2 separate regions of the Homo sapiens genome follow, and region 1 is linked to region 2. The links are chromatin loops, found by intact Hi-C in ENCODE. Cell type or tissue: mammary epithelial cell. All regions are shown on one strand. Links, peaks and the distances in the headings refer to the core of each region. The heading gives the core; the rest is flanking DNA.

What was found. Peaks named below come from ENCODE experiments on the same cell type or tissue, not always from the same donor. Only the 100,000 strongest peaks of a DNase experiment are listed, where the experiment ranks them.
Region 1: it touches region 2 in a loop (2.8-fold over the local background); 3 of 110 quality-filtered maps call a loop at or near these places.

The regions. Positions count from the first base shown.
Region 1 is chr16:77,356,428-77,361,814 of GRCh38, reverse strand. ADAMTS18 (ADAM metallopeptidase with thrombospondin type 1 motif 18) reads left to right here. Exons shown (of 23, transcript NM_199355.4): 8 at 2,392-2,497. Among named protein-coding and RNA genes, the nearest start is that of ADAMTS18, 76 kb to the left of the region's middle. In mammary epithelial cell, for the core only: no CTCF peak of the experiment used is centred there; a DNase peak (open chromatin) is centred at 2,534.
Region 2 is chr16:77,233,387-77,238,773 of GRCh38, reverse strand. No RefSeq gene overlaps it. Among named protein-coding and RNA genes, the nearest start is that of SYCE1L, 37 kb to the right of the region's middle. In mammary epithelial cell, for the core only: a CTCF peak has its summit at 2,551 (motif pointing left); a DNase peak (open chromatin) is centred at 2,533.

The DNA.
Region 1 (5,387 bases), core at 117-5,116, 120 kb before region 2:
CCTCCTGGGTTCAAGCAATTCTTCTGCCTCAGCCTCCCAAGTAGCTGGGATTACAGGCACCTGCCACCATGCCTGGCTAATTTTTGTATTTTTAGTAGAGACGGGTTTCCACCATGTTGGCCAGGCTGGTCTCGAACTCCTGACCTCAGGTGTTCCGCCCGCCTTGGTCTCCCAAAGTCCTGGGACTACAGGCATGAGCCACCTCACCTGGCTTGTATTTTTCTTTATTGATCCTACTGATGATCATTGAGGTGTGAGATACATTATTTAACTAGAAACTTGTAGGTTATTCTGTAAGCATCATGACCACAGAATCAGGTAGCTGAAGAGGATTTTACTGGGCTCCATGGTACCTAACTGTGCCACTAGGTAACAGTGCCTTTTTTAGAAGTTACTTGACTTTGAAGTACTCATTTCTTCCATATTTGTACAAGACAGTGATAGCAAGAATTGCATCTTTTATATCTATACTATATTCTAGTATATTCCATTGCACATAATAGGAATTCAACATTTTTTAAAAGTTGATGGATGGCTGTCTAAATCAGGAGTCAGCAAACTTTCTCTGTGAAGGGCCAGACAGTCAATATGTTAAGCTATGCAGGCCACAGGTCTCTGTGGCAGCTAGTCATTTCAGCTGTATTGTTCAAAAGCAGCCACAAGTAATATGTAAATAAATGAATGCAGATGTGTTTTAATAAAACTTTATGAATTTTTTTTATTTTTTTGAGATGGTGTCTTGTTCTTGTCACTCAGGCTGGAGTGCAGTGGCGTGATTTCGGCTCACTGCAACCTCTGCCTCCCATGTTCAAGTGATTCTCCTGCCTCAGCCTCCAGAGTAGCTGGGTTTACAGGCACCCACCACCACACCTGGCTAATTTTTGTATTTTTAGTAGAGACGGGTTTCACCATGTTGGCCAGGCTGGTCTCGAACTCCTGACCTCAAATGATCCACCCACCTCAGCCTCCCAGAGTGCTGGGATTACGGGCATGAGCCACTGTGCCAGGGCAGAAATTTTATTTTTTATGTTTCTCAAATTCTCTGCAGTTTCTCTGTTATGTCCTATAAATAAGTTTATTTTAACAATTAACCATTAATCACAGTCTTCAAAAACACAATGATTTTGGGAATTGTTCCATAGAAAGGGTTTTTGTAATGAAAGATGGTATATATCCATTCATATTCTGAATTTGGAATGTGCAAAGTGACATATGATAATCCAGTGCATTGTTTTCAAGAGAGATTCTGAGAAGCAGACAGTGTTATCTGTTATCCAGAGACCAAAATGTACTAAAAGGCTTGGAAAAAACAAAACACCAGAAATTCTATCAACTGTGGAAAAGGTCACTTACTTTAAGCAGTGTGTCCTAATGCAAAGGGCATGGGCTTTGACTTCCCATATGTCTGTGGTTGATTCCTGAGTGTAGAATTTATGACTCTGAGATCTTGAACAAGTTAATTCACCTCTCTGAGCTTTGGTTTCCTAAGCTATAAATACATACACACACAGATATATAATAGACATATAGCACAGTGTGTGAATTTGCAACCATTTATTTAGTGACGATGACGATGGTAGTAATGATAATGATCCCACCCCTTATTTGTGCCTTTGTATTAGATTTCCCAGCTGATCTCACTTCCGTCTTGACAATGAAGTGGGTACAATCCATTCACAAGCATGCATTTAATATTAGATGGGTACATAGATTTGTTCTACTGATTATTAGGACCCAAAACTGGAAAGAAAGATGTTCGCACACACTGTATTGTATTTGAAGATAGACTTAAGGGCTGGCCGGGATGCTTTTATAATGGCTCTTAGAGGGAAGTAACTTTGGGAACAGAAGCACTTACCACATTATAAAGAACCAGAGAAAAATGAATTTAATCTGCACATGTTGCTTAGACATTTTCATGTTTTCTGCTCTAGTAAAAGACCAGGATATGTGTTTTTCCTTGGAAAATACACCCTGAGCTGTGACGTTAATGCCACTGTTCAGTGAGCATTTTGCATTGGTTTTGCTATCATTCTATCCGTTGCTCTGACCTGAATGATAAACTCAGACAAGGCATATAAATATTCTGTGACTTACTAAACTAAATGTAAAATGGGAATTACAGTACTCATACTGACCTTACAGGGCTCTTACAAGGATCAATTGATAACAATATGTAACAAAAGCAAGAAAATAGGAAATGTTGCATTTATACATTATCATTACACAGGACAAAGAACTATAGATCTTTTTTTTTTTTTTTTTCCAAAAACACTGAATGCATTGATCTATTAAACTAAAACTGTGTAGAACATTTTGAGGACATAAATCATCATCATGTATCTGTGTGTGCAACCTTTGGATTCACATTTGAAACTGCTCTTTCAATAGGGTTTGCCCCCATCAGTGGAATGTGCTCTAAGTACCGAAGTTGTACCATCAATGAGGACACAGGACTTGGCCTTGCCTTCACCATCGCTCATGAGTCAGGGCACAAGTAAGTGCCTCTTTGAACCACTACTTTATGTGAAAACTAGTTGGGTGATTCATTGGTGTTCCTCTAACCGTTGTTGTTGACTTAGGCAGAACAAAGAGGATCAGTCTTGTGTAAAGCTTAGAATAGTTTCTGACTATACAAAGGGCTCACTAAAGGCTAGCTGTTGTTGATTTCATTCTCTTTAAACAGCAGCACTTAATAGCCACACAGTACTCCTTCGTGTGCACAGATGGGGTCTCTGGGCTGCTAGGCATTTGTTTATTTTTGTTCATGTTTTGCAGCAATGAAGACACTTCTAGCTGATTCTTTATGCACAGGAAGTAATCATGGAGAAAAATTAATTCCCAAAGTATAATGGCATGCTGCTTTTTAAAAAAACTTTTGCTGCATGTACTGAATATTCTTTTAGTTGGCAACATTGCATGTACTTAATATTCTTTTGATTGGTGTCACTAAATCTTCCTTTTATGATGGAGACAACGCTATAGAGAATTTTCAAACATTAGAGCAATAGCAGCTGCATTGGAACAAGTATAATACTTTACAAAATAATTATTTCAATGTGTAGTACTCTTCAGATATACCAGTTTAGGATGTTTGTGTGTGTGTACTTGTGTGTATATTTTATTCAACATACAGGAAATAACTCATATATTTTCAAAGCATCTAGTTAATTTTTGACTTAAAAGCAAACATCATTCAGTAACCATAGTTGGTATTTTTATATGTTGGTGCTGCTATCTTTTTTCTTTTTTTGAGACAGAGTCTCCGTCTGTCGCCCCGGCTGGAGTGCAGTGGCACGATCTCGGCTCGCTGCAACCTCCGCCTCCCGGGTTCAAGTGATTCTCCTGCCTCTGCCTCCTGAGTAGCTGGGATTACCAGTGCCCACTACCATGCCTGGCTAATTTTTATAGTTTTAGTACAGATGAGGTTTCACCATGTTGGTCATGCTGACTACAGGTGATCTGCCGACCTCGGTTTCCCAAAGTGCTGAGATTACAGGTGTGAGCCACCACGCCCGGACAGTGCCAGTATCTTCTATGAGCTACATTTATTATCTTTAGGAAATTTAAACCTTGATCATTGTTGTTATTGTTATCCAACAAATTTCCAACATTATTATACACACACACACACATTTAGACACACATGCACACTTTCCTAGATATGAATAAGCCAATTTTTAAAATTGTAAATGGAGAAGCGAAAATGCTCACTAAGAACAATGCTTCTCATACAAAGCAGGAAACAAAATATGTGTGCATATCAAATGTATGTCTAAGTTTGTTTTACCAGCATGAAGTCCAACCGAACAGGTGTCACTTTTCAAAATACTGGTCATTGAAAAATTTCATTATCTTTGCATATGTGTTAAAATTATCCAAAATCAAAATCCAACATTTTAGATAAGGAAAAGCAGAACATATTCTTCAGGTAGGATTCAGGAGAGAAGTCAGAGGTTGGGGGAAGGACAGATGGTAAAATAAAATACATACCTAAGTTCTAAATAACATGGACTTAAGAAGTTCTGAAACAGACAATTCCTGAGATATTTATATGGCATTTGGCATGTGCTAAAGAAAATATGTTATCATCTTCTAAAATGCTATTAAATTAAATTTAAGATTGTTAAGTTCAAAATTAAATTCCGACTTGATTTTCTTACGCACATAAAATTCCACTGAAGTTCTAAGTAAGTTCTTTTCCTCTAGCGTAATGGCTTCAATCTCTCCTACCCCATCTCTGTTTCTGGGATTCTTGCTGTTTCTTCTCGTGCTTTATTTATAGGTTTCTTTCTGTTTTTTACTTTCACAAATATATTTAGAAAGGGTGTCTCCCAAAGAAATCCCCTTAACGTCTTGGTTAGGTGAGAAGAAGAATTAAATTGGGAAAAGCTGAGGATAAGAAAATGCTTTCACTGAGTATACATTGACGTTAGTCAATACCTATTTTTGAGTGGTCACCTCTGAATACCTAAGGAAGTCACTGATAGGATAGCATACAGTTGCCCTGCTACTATTTTCCTGACAAAGTGGAAGGAATGCTGGAAAAATGGCCATATTATAGACATGGGTCACAAAAAAAGTCATATCTTTTATCGTAACATATTTATTTGGTATAGACTACTTTCAAAGGCGAACTCTATAAATGAAATTATATCAGGATAACATTTATTTACATAGGAGTCATATCTGCCTTATAAATATATGGTCTAAGACACAAGTTTTATTCTTTTAAATAATGAGATTAAGAACAATTTAAATTAATGATGAAATTCATATTTATATCCTTCCGTCCTCTGCATCCCTAAAAAAAAAAAAAAAAAAAAAAATTTCAGAAAAGACTTTTCTCTGTGCTGAATTTTTTAGAGAAGATCAAAGACTCTTATTTCCCCATCTTCTACCACTTTAACATCGCCTGAAGTAAGCTTTGTCTTTATGGTATGTATCCTATGTGGGTATGCACATTAATGTCACATTTATTCTTCCTGTCAGGAAATTTGAGAATTCTTCAGGTATAATGTGCATGATTTCTAGACAGTAGACCACCTAAAGTTTTTCTTCTATAATTACTAGACCCTTCTGTGATGAAACAAATTAAAGTTTTCTCATATAATACATCTGAAAGATAACAGTAATGGTCAAGATTTAATAGCCTTCAATAAAGGGGTTCAAGCATGTTAAAAAAATGTTTATTATAAGAGAGTTTAATTACAATTAGAGTTTGTGATTTCAGCTAATAAATTGATCATAGTTGGAGAGAAGTTTTTATACCATGCTAGCCTTATATATGAACAGTTCATAAACAACTTATAATCATCATCTCTCTGTACTTACTTCCTACTGACTCTGAACTTCTTTACCATAGTTCCGTGGTTGGTGACAAGATA
Region 2 (5,387 bases), core at 292-5,291:
ACCTAACATATTATGACAGCCCTACGTGGGGCCCCAGGTAAGCCAAGAGAGGAACCACCCAGACCCAGCCCAAGCTTCAGAATCATCAACAAATACATGATCGTGGTTTTCAATCACAAAACTTTGGGATAGTTTGTTAGGACATCTTTCTTGGTGTTTTGGAAAAGTCACATGTGTATAGGAAGTCACAGATACCTTTGTGTTTGGGAAGGCAGATTATTCCCATGGGAAAATCCTCTTTCTCCCACTCTCTTTATCTAAGTCACTCCTATTCACTCACTTTGCAGGTCACAGATTAGACAATCTTCCCCTGGGAATTATTCTCTGACTTCCGCAGTTATACTACATTTCACGCACCCATGCTTGTAATGCCTGTTTTTCCCATCAGTCCGAAGCCCTGGGAAGGCAAGGACAGAGCCTGCCTCGGTCACTGTCATACTCCCAGCATCTACTTTAGCACGTACCATCCGTGGAAAGAATTTCCTTCTTATGTGTTAATATCTCATGAGTCCTTCACGTGTTTACTGATCCCTTAACCAGGCTACCCGTTTCACTACAGGATCATGCTGTGTGTGACAATGTTTCTCCTTAAAGGATATATGCTCCACCTCTGTGTCTATCTTCTGTTCATAGGTCTACATCTGATCACTAAGAGCCCTTCAAACCTCCCCCGAGTATGTGCGTATTTGAATACAGGTGCAATGCTCTCTGTAAGTCATCTCTTCTTCAGCCTACAGTATAAAAAACAGCTGAGGGCCCTGGGAACATCTGGCCTGGGGTAGTACTTGACCATCCAGAGCCTTCTCCTGACAATTTTTCAGTCACTCAAAACACCTTCAAAGTGTAGCATCAAAAGCTCAGCACCACCAAGAGTGGTCTGACCAAGGCAGGTTAGAGAAAAATTGTTACATTCATGGCTTCAATCTTTTTTCTTTTGTTAATGTCACTTTCAGCTCATGTTGATTTACCAGATAGCTTTGTTTTGCTGATTATAAAGGCCTTGCAGCCAGCAGTCATCTGTGTGAAAAAGACTCCTGGGTCAGCACTCATTCACATCTCACCTCGACCTGACAACATGCACTTTGTTTTACTTATTAACATTTTAGGGAACAAGCACAGCATGTTTCATCTACTCTTGTTCTATTTTATTTTCCTTTTGAGAGAGAGTCTCACCCTGTTGCCCAGGCTAGAGTTCAGCGACAGGGTCTTGTCTCACTGCAGCCTCAACCTCCTGGGCCCGAGTGATCCTTTCTCCCCAGCTTTTGCCTCCCGAATAACTGGGACTACAGTCGTGTACCACCACACTCAGCTAATTTTTTAATTTTCGTAGAGACAAGGTCTCCCTATGTTGCCCAGGCTGGTCTCAAACTCCTGGCCTGAAGCGATCCACTTGCCTCGGCCTCCTAAAATGCTGGGATTACAAGCTGTGAGGCCTTAGCCTTGCTTTAGAATGTATATGGTAATTGGACTTTCTAGGTGCTATTGTGATTACAAAAGACTGTAATATGCGATGCTCCTGAGACTCTACACGAGGCCAGAATTCCATATTATATTTCACTTAACCAGAACTTGCTTTTGGTAGAAAAGCTTCTATTTAGCAGTTGGTAAAATTATTTAGTGCAATAGTGATCTGTTTGGAAAATTAAAAAAAAAGGCCAGGCACAGTGGCTCACGCCTGTAATTCCAACACTTTGGGAGGGCGAGGCAGGCGGATCACTTAAGCCCAGGAGTTTGAGACCAGCCTGGGCAACATGGTGAGGTTCTGTCTCTACAAAAAATAAAAATAAAAATAAATAAATTAGCGGGGCATGGTGGTGTGTGCCTGTGGTCCCAGCTACTTGGGGGTTGAGGGAGGAGGATCACTTGAACCCAGGAGGTCGAGACTGCAGTGAACCAAAATCGTGCCACTACCCTCCTGCTTGGGCAACAGAGCAAGACCCCATAAAAAAAAATAAATTACAAGTGACACTGAATTTAATTTTCGAATGAATTTTCTCTTGTTCCAGCGTTGCAGGGGGGAGTGAAGGCTTTAACAAGAAGGGATGATTTAGAATTAGACAAATTTGGGATTGCATCTCTTTTCTACCACCCTGTAAATCAATCACCTAGAGTATTAAGCGGGCGGGGTAAAGGATAAAGTTACTTTCTTATGTTAAACTACACATCTATGTGGATAGATATGATCTTTTAGTGTGCGCATCTGTGCTGAGTATACTGAAGCATGCATGCAACTCGTCCTAGTTCTTTGCTTTTTCCCCCTCGGTGGCTTAAGTCTAAAAGAGGTGCTAAAAAGATGGCAGCTCCTTCTGAACCTTGCTTGGAATTGGTGGCTCAGTGGCCTTGCCTCAGCTTGGGGGCGGTGTGTGTCTACGCAGAGCAGTCACACCTACGTGGACAGTAACAGGGCGCTCTTGGTTAGTAGGTGCACATGTGGGTCGGGGAGCAGAGACAGGAGGCTCCGCAAAGAAAGCCTCGGAGCCAGCCCGGCTCAGTGCCCAGCCGCGAAGCCGTAGCGCCCTCTGGTGTGCCCTGAACATATTGCATGGCGTCACAAGGCGGTTGGGACCGCTTGGAGCATCTCTGAGCCGACGCTGCCATCTCCTGGTGAGAGTCGCTTTCAGCAAATCTCCAGACTATTCAGCGTTCTAGGCTAGGAGCCACAAGGACTGGGCCACTTTCGCCCGAATTCCCAGGGTCCACTTTTGGAAGGCATGAAAACACACAGGAAAGACTAGTTGGCTGCCAGCAGAGCCCCTGATGACTTCAAAACATCCTCTGGGCCCGCCTTCCCCTACACAAATCTTTACCACTGCACTTTTGTATGTTTGGCGAGGGGGTGGTTGGGTTTTTTTGTTGTTGTTTTGCGATTTTGTTTTTTTGAGACAGGGTCTTGCTCTGTCACGCAGGCTTGAGTGCAGTGGCACAATCACAGCTCACTGCAGCCTGGACCTCCCTGGACTCAAGTGATCCTGATGCCTCAACCTCTTGAATAGCGGGAACCACAGGTGCACCCACCACGCCCAGCTAATTTTAAAAATATATTTTGCAGAGGTGGTGGGGGTGAGGGTCTCACTGTGTCGCCCAGGCTGGTCTAAAACTCCTGGCCTCAAAGGATTCTCCTGCATCAGCCTCCAAAACTGCTGGGATTACAGGCATGAGCCACGGTACCCACCCTGCTGCACTTTACAAACCACCCTGTGCTGCTTGTTTTCTTTCTGGTCTTTGAGGCCCCTACATGATTCTGAAGCAAATTATGTGAAGATGTTGTTGTCAGTGGTAGGAATTAAGCAACTTTACCAGAAAGTAATTTTTCCATGTTATTTATGCATGGAAACAAATATGTATTCTAAAGCAATATATACTGTTATATTTACTGTTTAACCTCATAGAAACCTTGCAAAATAGAAGCCACTTAAAGCCTCACACCCAAACCTCTATTGGAACCTTTTCACTTGGCTTTGTGTGTACTTATAGAACAAATTAAACACATAAATACTAAAAACAAAAAGCAGCTCATAATCCTCTCCTTTTGGCTTTAAAAAAATTATTTAAAGGCTTAACATGTATTAATTTAAAGGAAATGGCATGAAATGAAGAAAATGTCTCCTCATCCTGTCTTCCCAAGGGAAACCTGTGTAAATCATTCCTCAAACATCCTCCTAGGTTAAAATGAAGACACCTGCCATGTATATGTAGACAGTATTAATCTCAGTCCACACAGGTGTGAAAAAAGCTGCACTCTTTGTATAGTCCGTTCTCCCATTGTTACAAGGAACTATCTGAGACGGGGTAACTTATGAAAAAAAGAGGTTTCACTGACTCACAGTTCCGCAGGCTTAACTGGAAGCATGGCTGAGAGGCTTCAGGAAACTTAAAATCATGGCAGAAGGCGAAGGGGAAGCAAGCATCGTCTTACTGGGGCGTCTTACCAGGGCAGAGCAGGAGAGTGAGTAAGAAGGGGGAGGTGCCACACACGTTTAAAGGATTAGATCTCCTGAGAACTCAGTATCGTGAGAACAGCAAGGGGGACGCTGACGTGCAAGATCCAATCACCTCCCACCAGGCCCCTCCCCCAATTCGACATTGGAGATTTGGGTGGGAATACAAATCCAAACCATATCAGCTTTAATTTTTATAACTAACTTATTTTCGGGTGGCCCACATTTTGACAGGTGGGTGGTAATTATATGCTCCAACTGTTACCGGAGAGGGGTCCTGATCCAGACCCAAGAGAGGGTTCTTGAGTCTCCCGCGGGAAAGAATTAGAGGTGAATCCATAAAGCGAAAGCAAGTTTATCAGGAAAGTAAAGGAATAAAGAACGGCTACTCCATAGGCAGAGCAGCGGCTTGGGCCGCTCAGCTGCTCAGACTTAGTGTTACTTCTTGATTACATGCTAAACATGGGGTGGATTATTCATGAGTTTTTTGGGTAAGGTGTAGGCAATTCCCAGAACTGAGGTTTCCTCCCGTTTTTAGTCCATATAAGGTAACTCCCTGACATTGCCATAGCATTTGTAAACTGTGATGGCATTGGTAGGAGTGTGTTTTAGTATGGCAATGCATTGTAATTAATGTATAATGAGCAGTGAGGACGACCAGAGGTCACTTTCATTGTCATCTTGGTTTTGGTGGGTGTGGCCAGCTTCTTTACTGCAAGCTGTTTTATCAGGAAGGTGTTTGTGATGTTTGACCTCCTAATCTCATCCTGTGACTTAAAATGCCTAACCTCCTGGGAATACAACCCAGCAAAGTCTCAGCCTTATTTTACCCAGCCCCTATTCAAGATGGAGTCGCTCTGGTTCAAAGGCCTCTGACATAACCTCTAAGGGTGATGTTAGGAGTTACAGTGTGGAGGTTCGTTTGGTTCTTGGCCAGCTATTCTACCAGGTGATTTTTGAGAGATCTGTGAATTCTGGACCTTTCAAGAGGTCCTTGGCCATTTCCATGGTGTGCGCAGGATGTGGGTGGGGGGGGCTGGGGGGGGAGCCTCTTTGCCAATCCCATGTTTGTATAAATATGCCACTGGGCACGTCCCTTTCAGTCCTGCAACTTCTTTGTAAACACCGCATAAACCTGGGACTCCTCGTCCAAGTCCAGGGCTTCTCTCCTCCCTCACTCCCTTCCCAACCCAGAGGAAGCTCTTTCTCATCTGTGAGAAAGCATCTCTTTTTTATACTCCACTTTTGACAAAGTAGCCCTATTTTCATCCATACCCGAGAATCTTATTTACTCTGTGGCTTAAGATTTGGGCAAAAATATAGAAGGATTAGAACGATCTCATTTCTTATTTGCTTTGTTTCTCGTCTGAGGCGATAATGAGATGAACAATTACTTGTCTCCAAGAAACAGACATCAGAAAAACATCCTGTTTTTTTCACAGAAATTAA